Linked DNA regions of Homo sapiens: regions 2, 3 and 4 are each linked to region 1. The links are chromatin contacts, found by Hi-C or POLR2A ChIA-PET in ENCODE. All regions are on one chromosome and are shown on one strand. Each heading gives the region's core, a stretch centred on a gene start or an enhancer-like site at or near the end of the contact. The rest is flanking DNA. Distances are from core to core; before and after follow the strand shown.

Evidence for each region. A loop is a pair of places that touch in the nucleus more often than their neighbours do. ChIA-PET counts read pairs that join two places held with the same protein, here RNA polymerase II (POLR2A). Pooled maps may share reads with other maps.
Region 2: a loop to region 1 is called in a map of mammary epithelial cell, with 2.4 times the contacts of the local background. The contact joins the enhancer-like site here to the promoter of ANAPC7 in region 1. A Hi-C loop is called at or near these places in 1 of 168 maps with a recorded cell type or tissue (mammary epithelial cell) and 1 of 50 pooled maps. POLR2A ChIA-PET finds 5 or more read pairs at or near these places in 2 of 52 experiments (H1 and K562).
Region 3: a loop to region 1 is called in a pooled map, with 2.5 times the contacts of the local background. The contact joins the enhancer-like site here to the promoter of ANAPC7 in region 1. A Hi-C loop is called at or near these places in 1 of 50 pooled maps. POLR2A ChIA-PET finds 5 or more read pairs at or near these places in 3 of 52 experiments (Caco-2, OCI-LY7 and activated naive CD8-positive, alpha-beta T cell).
Region 4: a pooled map shows a loop between it and region 1 (4-fold over the local background). The contact joins the promoter of TCTN1 here to the promoter of ANAPC7 in region 1. A Hi-C loop is called at or near these places in 7 of 50 pooled maps. POLR2A ChIA-PET finds 5 or more read pairs at or near these places in 3 of 52 experiments (A549, IMR-90 and activated CD4-positive, alpha-beta T cell).

What each region holds. Positions count from the first base shown.
Region 1 is chr12:110,402,092-110,405,161 of GRCh38, reverse strand. ANAPC7 (anaphase promoting complex subunit 7) reads left to right here and starts at 1,454. Exons shown (of 11, transcript NM_016238.3): 1 at 1,454-1,635. The coding sequence starts at 1,535.
Region 2 is chr12:110,223,387-110,226,086 of GRCh38, reverse strand. No RefSeq gene overlaps it. Among named protein-coding and RNA genes, the nearest start is that of ATP2A2, 57 kb to the left of the region's middle. RefSeq lists an enhancer at 1,841-2,341. Within about 2 kb of position 1,371, at least 14 of the 41 ENCODE cell types and tissues checked have a DNase peak (open chromatin) inside an H3K27ac peak, as active enhancers do; they include mammary epithelial cell, where a contact is called at or near this core.
Region 3 is chr12:110,164,512-110,167,211 of GRCh38, reverse strand. The region is part of intron 11 of IFT81 (intraflagellar transport 81); the gene reads right to left. Among named protein-coding and RNA genes, the nearest start is that of IFT81, 42 kb to the right of the region's middle. Within about 2 kb of position 1,396, at least 2 of the 41 ENCODE cell types and tissues checked have a DNase peak (open chromatin) inside an H3K27ac peak, as active enhancers do; they include OCI-LY7, where a contact is called at or near this core.
Region 4 is chr12:110,612,737-110,615,436 of GRCh38, reverse strand. It overlaps TCTN1 (tectonic family member 1), which reads right to left and starts at 1,308. Exons shown (of 15, transcript NM_001082538.3): 1 at 1,035-1,308. The coding sequence starts at 1,254. RefSeq lists an enhancer at 982-1,031.

The DNA of each region.
Region 1 (3,070 bases), core at 205-2,704:
CTTGAGACAGGAGCCTTGCTGATGCTCCCAGCCGAATATACTCCTTCCTTCTTTAACTTGGTGTCTGAGGAGTTTTGCCTATGGCTCGTGCTGCTACCATCCTGCCTGCACCCAGGTGAAACAAACAGCCTTGTTGCTCACACAAAGCCTGTTTGGTGGTCTCTTCACACGGACGCACATGACAGTGGTGGCAGGCGCCTGTAATCCCAGCTACTCGGGAAGCTGAGGCAGGGAGAATTCCTTGAACCCGGGTGACAGAGGTTGCAGTGAGCTGAGATTTTGCACTCCAGCCTGGGCGACAAGAGCAAAACTCCGTCTCGAAAAAAAGAAAAAAGAAAAGTTCACAGTGATGATGCCCACCAAAATCAAATAGAAGGTCTCACACATCCAGGAAACTAGAGTAGGGGATGAGATGGGAAAAGGATCTACAGGAGCTTCAACTGTGACAAAATGTTAAGAGCTGAAAAAGTTGCTGATGAAGATACACTGTGATTTTTTCAGAGCATTTTTTTTGCATCTACTACTGTAAAAATCAAATGAAAACAAAATCTAGACCAAAACGACTGTCTCCTTTAAGAAAGGAGCGATAGGCTAGATCTGAGAGGATGACTGTGGAGAATATTCGGACTCTGACTCAACGACCTAAACTGCCTCATTGGCTCAGTTACCTCCCTGGTCCCTGTATACATTTGAGTTTGCGATCCAACATAATTAACCAGTCGATCTGATTCCAAGTCAACCATTTAACAACCTGAGCACAAAATTTAAGCAGGCAGTTTCTTCCCTTGTGGGAAGGGAATGACAACTTCAACTTTATGGATTGTTGTGAGCGTCCCAATAACTTGTGTAAAACTTTCCTAAAACGTTAAGTGTGCCAGACACATACTGGTTTATATGGGTATCAGCTAATTCCTGGATCCAGCCTTTATTTCCACGGATCTAGGGAATAATTTTACATGGGGAAATATACCCCTCGAACCAAGGAGTTCCCCCAGGGCCGAAGCCTGACTTGGCAGGAACACAAAACACCTGAGGAGGGGCGCGGCGGCCCTAGCCTGGTGCGCATGCGCCACTGTAAAGGCCGTTAGGTCTGTCCCTGGCGCCCGATTAGAATATTTAATTCCAGTTGGAGCGTTTTTCCTCACCTTACTGTATTTTATTTCGGTAAATACCCACACATTTTAATTTCTGAGAGGCACAAATTCCTCTCAGACTCATTCAAATTGACCGAGTAGTCTTATAAGGTGCCTTTTGTCTCATTGTAAATCCTCAGTAAAGTTTGCAGTTTAGGATGATAACGTGATTTTTGCGTAAAAATAACAACTCATTTCACCTGAAAAGGACCACGACAGGAGCAGGGACTCGAGTTTCTTTTTATTCGGGCACTTCAGTAGTTACCTCTTGCTTGGGGGTGGTGCCGCGTGTGGACCCGATGGACCCCGGCGACGCCGCCATTTTGGAGTCTTCCCTAAGGATCCTCTACCGGCTTTTCGAGTCAGTGCTGCCGCCGCTGCCCGCGGCTTTGCAGAGCAGGATGAATGTGATAGACCACGTGCGGGACATGGCGGCCGCGGGGCTGCACTCCAACGTGCGGCTCCTCAGCAGCTTGTTACTTACAATGAGTAATAACAACCCGTGAGTTGAGGCGGGTAGCTGCCTGGGGCTGAGGAGAAAGCGGCGGCGGTCTGGGAGCGGGGGCTCAGGGCACGTGGGAACAGGCGGGAAGGAGCGGCCGCCGGCGCCAGCGGAGGCTCCGGGGTCTGCGAGGGCGTCCTGGAGCGGAGCAGACTTCGGAGCGCAAGTTGGGTTCACTGGGTGCCGGCGTCAAGTCCCGCGGGGATGTGGCGAGCGGCGGCTTGGAGACATAGAAGGCAGAGGCTCTGAGGACGACCCAGGCGAGGGTTTCCTGAGGCACCTGTCGCGGGGCAGCGCGACTGTCACATCGCTAGGCTGAATCCTTCCCTCTCGGCTCCTTCCAGAAGAACGTTTTTTTCTCTCGCTGCAGCTCAGGGACCCAGCCTCCTGGTTTTTATGCGCTAGCCCCCGCATCTGAGATTGGTCCCCCCGTTAAGTGTATCAGGAGGGTCCACTTTCTGGCCTTGGGAAACCCCTGAAAACGGGGCCGGGCGCGGTGGCTCACGCCTCTAATACGAGCCCTTTGGGAGGCCGAGGCGGGAGGATCGCTTGAGCCCAGGAGTTCAAGACCAACCTGGGCAACATAGGGAGACCCTGCCTCTACGAAAAGTAAAAATTAAACAATTAGCCGGGCGTGATGGTGCGTGCCTGCGGTCCCAGCTACTCGGGAGGCTGAGGCAGGAGGATCGCTTGAACCCAGGAGGTCGAGGCTGCAGTGAGCCGTGATCGCATCATTGTCCTTTACCGTGGGCGACAGAACGACTGCCTGTCTCAAAAAAAGGAAACGGGAGACTCCATTAATGGGTGGGCGTGGCGCCTTTCATGTTTCCTTGAAGCACTGAGCTGATTCCATCCTTGAGTGCATGTCCCTCTCCTGCTTAATATCCTTTATTGGCCGGGCGTAGTGGCTCATGCCTGTAATCCCAGCACTTTGGGAGGCCGAGGCGGGCGGATCACGAGGTCAGGAGATCGAGATCATCCTGGCTAACACAGTGTAACCCCGTCTCTGCTTAAAAAATACCAAAAAAATTTAGCCAGGCGTGGTGGCGGGCGCCTGTAGTCCCAGCTACTCGGGAGGCTGAGGCAGAAGAATAACGTGAACCCGGGAGGCGGAGCTTGCAGTGAGCCGAAGTAGCACCACTGCACTCCAGCCTGGACGACAGAGCGAGACTCCGTCTCAAAAAAAAAAAAAAATCCTTTATTGCACTTATGAAAATTCTTTCCCATGGCCTCTGAAGGCAAATATCTGCCCTCCACTCTCTGCGACTTCATCTCATTACTCTGTTCACTGCTCTCTAGCCTCCCTGGCTATTCTGTTATTTGTTTTTATTTGTTTATTTATTTTTATTTTTTTGAGACAGCCTCGCTCTGTCGCCCATGCTGGAGTTGAGTGGCGCAGTCTTGGCTCACTGCAGCCTCCGCTTCCTGGGTTCAA
Region 2 (2,700 bases), core at 122-2,621, 180 kb after region 1:
TGGCCTCAAATTCCTGGGCTCAAGTGATTCTCTTGCCGTAGCCTCCCGAAGTGCTAGGATAAGGCATGAGCACCACACCCAGCTGTATTTCTTTCTTTCTTTTTTTTTTTTTCTCCAGACGGAGTCTAGCTCTGTCGCCCAAGCTGGAGTGCAGTGGTGTGACCTCGACTCACTGCAACCCAGGCGGAGGCCTCCTGGGTTCAAGATTCTCCTGCCTTAGCCTCCCAAGTAGCTGGGATTATAGGCACCTGCCACCACGCCCAGCTAATTTTTGTGTTTTTAGTAGAGATGGGGTTTCACTGGGTTGGTCAGGCTGGTCTGGAACTTCTGACCTCATGATCCGCCCACCTCAGCCTCCCAAAGTGCTGAGATTACAAGCGTGAGCCACCGTGCCTGGCCACCCAGCTGTATTTCAATCTTTAAGTTTCATTCCAGCATTGTTCATAAAGTGAAAAACTGGAGTTGATCTAAATGTCCAGCAATTGGAGACATGCATGATTTTAACACACAGATAGATTTAAATGATAACCCTATAAAGTTTCAGTTTGCTCTGTATTTAAAACTACTACTCATTTCTTTCATTCATTTACTGAACATTTATTTTCAGTATAATTCCCTCATCTGGTTGGTTGAGGTTACTTTTAACCATTTAGTAAAGTTTATTCTTTAGGTATAGTAAGCAAACACATTTTTTAAAAAAAGGTACTATAATTTTATAATAAGCACTAAAAATTATTTCATACCATAACTCATAAACAGACATCAATCTGTTTGCTTATATACAATAGGTATATACATGGGTCACACTGCAATATAAGTACTTAAGAGCACAGGTTTTGGATCCTGGCTCTGCCACAATCATTAGTTGTATAATATTGTGAAAGTCTCTCTGTGCTTCAGTTCCCTTATCTATAAAATGCGGATAATTGCAGCTGCCTCATAAGGTTATTGTGAGAGTTATGTTAGTTCTACACATATAAAGCATTTAGGACAGTGCCTGGTACAAATGGAGTGCTCAGTACCAGGTTATTTGCTTGAATCACTCATGATCATGGTCGTGATTAGAGCTTCAGGGAATAAAATTTGTTAAATCTTGCTTTGCATAACTGAAGTTCATAAAAAGTCCTTTGTAAGTCTGCTTCAGTTTCAGAACCAATAACTTAATTAGGTTGTGCTCTAACAATGAAACAGGCTCCCTCATGAGGAGTGAGCCGCATTGCGGGTACACTACTATGGCTGGAAAGTGATTCGCTACATGCGCTACAGAACTGATTTCCACACTGGAGAGAGGTTGGAAGAGATCCCTCAAAGCTCCTGATCTAATAAATGATTATATGAATCATTCTGAGGTTCCTTTCAAGCTCCAAAATTCTATGACTGTTTACCAGGATATCGCATGCAGCATTAAGCAGCCAAGCCAGGAACCTGCTGTTACACTCTGAACTGAGGTGTAAACACATACTTTCACCGAAAAACAAAAATCTTTAATTTCTTCCTGTGCTCGGAATAGTGAATTTCCATAGCAGTAAACCAAGTTTGGTGACTCAAGCCTCTCAGCAATTCTGGAAAGGAAATTGTGAAAATATCGATGTTTGCCAAGAAAGTACTTCCAGTTTGCCAAAAGAGGGAGCATAGGAGCAGAAAGCATATGTTTGTCCAAGTCTCTTAAAAATACTTATTTGGGATCTGTGTTTTATTTTTTGATTTCTTTTGCAAGGATGGGGTGGGGCTAAACAATATTTACAGTCAACTTCTCTTTTTAAGATTATCTTAAGACAGTAGGGTCAAAGATAAAAAATACATAGATAACTTTTAATGATCCCTCTCCATCCCCCGAGACAAAACACTCATCCCAGGCCTGGCTGCCATACGCCAAGCAGCTCTAATTTAAACTGCTCTCATTAAAAGGAAGAGGAAGAGGAGCTAAGCCAGTATGAGTGGAGGAATAATTTACATATTTAATAAAGATACAGCTTTATTTCTCTCCTGGCTGCCATGAATTGTCTAAAAAAGAAAGATCTGTTGCATATGTAATCTACTCCTCACCTGTAGGTGAGTAACAATCAGTAACAATGACGTTACTGATAAAACCAAGTTTAAAGAAAGTTAATCATCAGGATGCTATCTTACCCGTTCCCTGGGGCTAAAGACTCCTTCATGCCAGACAAGATGAATGATGTAAGCACCTAGAATCCTTTGTAGAAACAAGTCATTTACTCACACTCATTAGTCACTAATATAGGGTAGAATGCCTGCATAAGACAAGGCTTCTATAAGACACACACCTGCATACAAAGTCATTTTTCTTTTTCTTTTTTCTTTTTTTTTTTTGAGATGGAGTTTCGCTCTTGTTGCCCAGGCTGGAGTGCAATGGAGCAATCTGGCTCGCTGCAACCTCCACCTCCCAGGTTCAAGTGATTCTCCTGCCTCAGCCTCCCGAGTAGCTGGGATTACAGGCATACACCACCACGCCTGGCTAATTTTGTATTTTTAGCAGAGATGGGATTTCTCCTTGTTGGTCAGGCTGGTCACGAACTCTTGACCTCAGGCGATCTGCCTGCCTTGGCCTCCCAAAGTGCTGAGATTACAAGCGTGAGCCACTGTGCCCAGCTACAAAGTCATTTTTCAATGCAAACTTTGACTTTGCCTTTGTAGAGACAGCTTTGACAAGTTATCAGTTTGCCATTTTTCATATTCAAC
Region 3 (2,700 bases), core at 147-2,646, 240 kb after region 1:
CGTCTTTTACTAATAAGGAAAACCAATGAAATACCAATAAAAAGGCCTAGTAAAGAAAAAAATATCTGTAGCATCTGCAATCAGAAGAGCTAAAACTCTTAGACAGTATGTAACATCTGGAACATTAACTTTAATGGCAGTAGGAAGCATCAAAATGTATACTTCACCACCAAACTAAAAACTGCTAATGGACCTCTAAAAAGAAAATGACTAAAGAATATAAATCACTGTATATGTCTAGAACTTGTTACATTTACGCAAATTAACATTATGTTCCTAAATTTTTCCAAGATAAGATCAATCAAATAACTACATATCGACAATCAAGGAATAAAGTTTTACATCCAAACAAATGGCTGTCATATAATTTCTGGCAAATATACACTTCCCAATTAATGATTGTTCACAGTGTAGTCCTCTTTAGAGTCAAATATGATTCCTAAAATTTACCCATTCTAATAGTGCCATCTCCAAGGCACTATAGGAATGGGTAAATTTTAGGAATCATATTTGATGGCAATAAAATATTGCCATTAGGATGGCAATAGTCTCTTACATGCTAACTGTGTAACTTTGGGAAAATTATTTCAATTTCTCTGTTTCTTAAGTTACAAAATGGAGGTAATATTTACTTCAGAGGCTTTCTGAGAGGATGAATTAGGGTATATTGTGAGATAACATAAAATTTACCACTTTTACCATTTTTAAGTATACAGTTCTGTGGCTTTAAGTACATTCATGTTGCTGTTGTATAACCATTACTAAAGCTATATTTTTTAAGTGCTCAAGACTGAGCATGCAGTAACTGCTCAGAGAATGGCAGCTAGAATTATTCTCATTAATGCTATCTTATTCCATTTTAAATTTGTGTAAATTATTTATTCCTAAACAGAAACTATTTCATATTTATTTCCACTAAATTGCTCCCAGTCTGGGAAATACTAGTTTCAACTTTTAAGCTGTGAACTATATTTCTAGCTTTCAAATTCTTCATCCAAGTGATTGACAAAAATATACAAATACTAAGAACTAACACACAGCATTTACTATGTGCCTAGTGCTGTTCTAAGCATGTTCAATTAATCCTCAAAATAATTCTAGGAGTTACATACTACAAACATTCACATTTTACAGCTGAGTATAAAGAGGGTAAGGAACTCGTCCAAGGTCATCCAGCTGGTAAACGGCAAAACCAGGATTTGCACTCAAACAACCAAGTTCTAGAGCCACTCTTAACCACTCCACCATGCTGCCTCTGACACACATAGTTAACATACCACCCATGCAAATGATTACTTTCAGATGCCAGGTGTTATATGTTGACTGAGCCTTTGAGTTTCTCAGAAGCTTTAGCACCTATTATTTCATGTGCCTTTCCTAGAGATAATAAAGAGCAATCAGCCCCATTTTACAGATAGAGAAGCCTCAGGGAGGTCGAGTAATTTCTTCAAGGTCAACAGATCTTAGAGAGGTCCTGGGTCTTAGCTTGGCCACTTACTAGCTGTGTGAAACTGCAATCTCCTCGAGCATCACTCAACTGTGACAGGGAAATGGTAACAACACCTTTTACAAGAAGTAAAAAAGTATCTATTTGCAAAGTACCTGGAACAGAGCTTTGTATAAAAAGTGCTCAATAAATGTGAGTCCCCCTTTCCTCATTTTGCATGTGATTCCTGGCATAGTGTTCTTTCCAAACACCATGCCACTAATTATCAATACCTTCTCACCAACTGTTTAACAGATGGGGGGCAAAGGACATGATTTTTTGGAGATTACTATGTGATATCAAACCAGAAACCTCAGTGAACCATGTGATACTAAATCAGGCACCTCAGTGAATTATACCTCCAGCTGTATTATATAATTTTAAATATAAGAAACTTCTTCTCTTTTGTCCATATGGCCTATCACTTTATCATAGTAGAAAATAAAACTGGTATACCAAGATTTGTTCTTTATAAAATTATGCTTAATGTTCCCCGATACCTTCTGTTCTTTTAGGTAACTGCCAAATACCTTACTTGATTTGTTCTTTTCCGACCAGACATTGTTCAAAAATTAAGTTATCATTTCCAAATGATGACATCTTTTTCCCCTTAAAAAAAAAGACTGCTTTTTTTTTTCCCTGTCATTGGATCCGTCTCCTATTCACCATGATTTCTCAAAAATAAAGGCTAATAACCTGGCACTAGGTTTTTTCCCTCACATTTGCATAGAGGGAACATCTAACACTGAATTGTAAGTACTATTTATGCCAAATACGGCCATAACAATTAGTATTTCCTGTGATTTAGGCAGCATTTTCTTAAGAAAAGATAAAAATGCTAGGAGGTGGCATAGTCTCTTGTAAAGCGAAACTGCTGCATAATTGATCTTTTATTTTTTTCTCTAGACAGCAAAGATGTCATGAAGCATACACTGTTGACTTCCAGATATCATTTAAAACACTCCCATGTCTTAAACCAATTTGGAAGTGGATGTTAAAAGCCAAGGGAATTTTTCAATCACATGTTGACTTCCTGAATCTACTACTTCCCCAGCAAGCTAAAAGGCACATTGGGAGGGTACAACCTGAAGTACCACAGAGAAAAGTGGTACTATGGGAGCAATTCATTTGTTTGGCACAGTGAAGGTTCACTGCCAATTTGTAACAGTATGGATTCAATAACTTTTCAAAGCCAAAAATGAGGTTTGGACAAG
Region 4 (2,700 bases), core at 59-2,558, 210 kb before region 1:
TTCACACAATCGGAAAATTTTAAAAACTTTTTTTGAGATCATGAACCACTTTAAGAATCGGCTGCTATGAACTCTCATCTCAGGAAAAGGCATATTCACAAAGTTTTGCACTCAATCTTAGCGGGTCACAGTCATTCAGTGAAGTCATCCATGTCAATTTTTTTTTTTGAGACAGTCTTGCTCTGTCGCCCAGTCTGGAGTGCAGTGGTAATTACTGCAACCTCTGCCTCCTGGGTTCAAGCGAGTCTCCTGCCTCAGCCTCCCGAGTAGCTAGGATTACACCATGCCCGGCTATTTTTTCTATTTTTAGTAGAGACTGGGTTTCGCCATTTTGACCAGACTGATCTTGAACTCCTACCTCAAGCAATCCACCCGAGTTGACCTCCCAAAGTGCTGGGATTACAGGCGTGAGCCACGGCGCCAGCCAAACGTCAAATTAGATTATAAAATATTTCCACTAAATGTGTAATTCTAGAATTAATCATTTTCTGAAAAAAATGTTAATTATCCCTACATATGACTCCTAAGAAGTGAGCATAACCCCTCCCTCAATAGCTTTCCACCTCCAATTCAACACAGGAGGAATCCTGGGTTTTTAGAATTCAGGTCAACAGAGAAGGGTCTTAACATAGTCACATTTAGTAAGATAGACCTTTGGCCTCTCTTTAAGTGAAAGTTCAGTGCAGCCAAGGCACTAATTTCCACCATTGTCTCGACTTAATTTCGTCTTGGGCTGCAAGAATTCATTATTGCTCTTTGCATCACTGTTGTCTGGGACCACTTCAAGTATTTTCAAAGGTTTGATACCGTTCCACTTAAACTCTGAGACCCGGTTTTCTCATTTACCTGACAGTGATAGTAACAGCTACTTCTCAGGGTTATTGTTTAGAGAATGGACGTTTATGGAACACTCAGCAGTGTCTGCACACAGTAAGTGCTCAATAAGAGTTAGCTATCATTATTACGTCCTCACCGGGGCTGTCCCCTTGAGGTTGGATCACTGTGGACTCCAGGAGCTGGCACATGGTACCCACCGTCCGTGACTGGGGTAGGCCTGGGGCCGGAGGAGGGCCCTGGAGCCCTGGGAGTCCCGGGGGGCCTGGTCGACGGGAAAGTTCCGAAGGTGGCCAGGGCTGCCTCGGTGGAGTTGAGGCCCTCTGTCGTCACCGCCGGGGTGGCATCGGTCTGGGCGCTCACGGAGGCCCAGCAGCCCAGGAGCACCACCAGGAGCGGCGGGAGACCTCGCGGCCTCATCTCCCAGGGAGTCCCAGCGAGGCCCGCGACATGGACAGCGCGTTGCCCGGCAACCGCGACAGCCAGGCGCGGGGCATCACGGGAAGGGGCTTGCGAAGCCGCGAGAAGCTGCCGGAGACTGACTGGGGCGAAGCCTGGATGAGGCAGGGGGCGGATCCCGGATGAGGCCGGAGGGCGGCGCCTGGGTGAGGCAGCGATGGCAGGCACAGGGGCGAGCACTAGTGAGCGGGTGTGAAGCTGGCGTAAACGAGGGGCGTGTAAATCCCGGCTGTGGTTTCCAACCGGTCCGCGGCGCTTGCTTAAAAAATGCAGATTTTCTGTAGTTCCAGCTACTCGGGAGGCTGAGGCAGAAGAATCGCTTGAACCCGGGAGGTGAAGGCTACAGAGAGCCGTGAGCGTGCCACTGCACTCCAGCCTGGGCGACAGTGTGACACTCTGTCTCAACCAAAAAAAAAAAAAAAAAAAAAAAAGACGGATTTCCAGGTACCACCTCAGGAGATCCTGAGTCAGTTAGTCTAGGGCAGGACCCAGGAATCAGTTTTTGGGGGATTTTTTTTGAGACAGGGTCTCACTCTGTCGCCCAGGCTGGAGTGCAGTAGCGCGATCTCGGCTCACTGCAGCCTCGACCTCTGGGACTCAAGCAATCCTCCCACTTCAGCCTCCTGAGTAGCTGGGAACTCAGGCGCGCGCCACCATACCCAGCTAATTTTTGTATTTTTTTTTTTTTTTTTTTTTTTTTGTAAAGACGAGGTCTCCCTCCGTCGCCCGGACTGGTATCGAACTCCTGGTTCAAGTGATCCACCTGCTCCAGCCTCCTGAGTCCTGAGTAGTTGGGATTACAGGCGTGAGCCACCACTCCCAGCCAGGAATAAATATTTTTAACAAATGTCCGGACGCAAGCAGATGAGTTGGACGGAAATTTAGGAAGCGCCGTCCCAACGCCACTAACGTGGGTGTTTGGAAGGAGCACAGGGATCTGTGAGATCACTGTCTCTGAATTTTCTCTATCCCAGACTCTGTCAACACTGGCTTCACCTTTTTATTTTAGCTGCATCTCACAAGGTTGCCAGATAACTTCTGTCTGCTGTATTGTGATAAAGGGGACAAATGAACACTTAATACCTTTTATTATTTTTTGTAGAGAGGGGGTCTCACTATGTTGATCAGGCTAGTCACAAACTCCTGGCCTCAAGTGATCCTCCCGCCTCAGCCTCCCAAAGAGCTAGGATTACAGGCATGAGCCACCACGCCAGGCCTAAGAACCTATTTAAAGACAAAAATCTTTTACAAAAATTAAGTAAAATAATTTAGACATCTTAAAGGGGAAAACAAAGCAAATCCACTGTAATGCTACAAAACGACCTGGAGACCCTACGATTTAGGAAACCCTCTCCATTCTGAATGGGCTTATTTAGGAGGTACCCAAGCCCAAGAATGTTGGCTGCA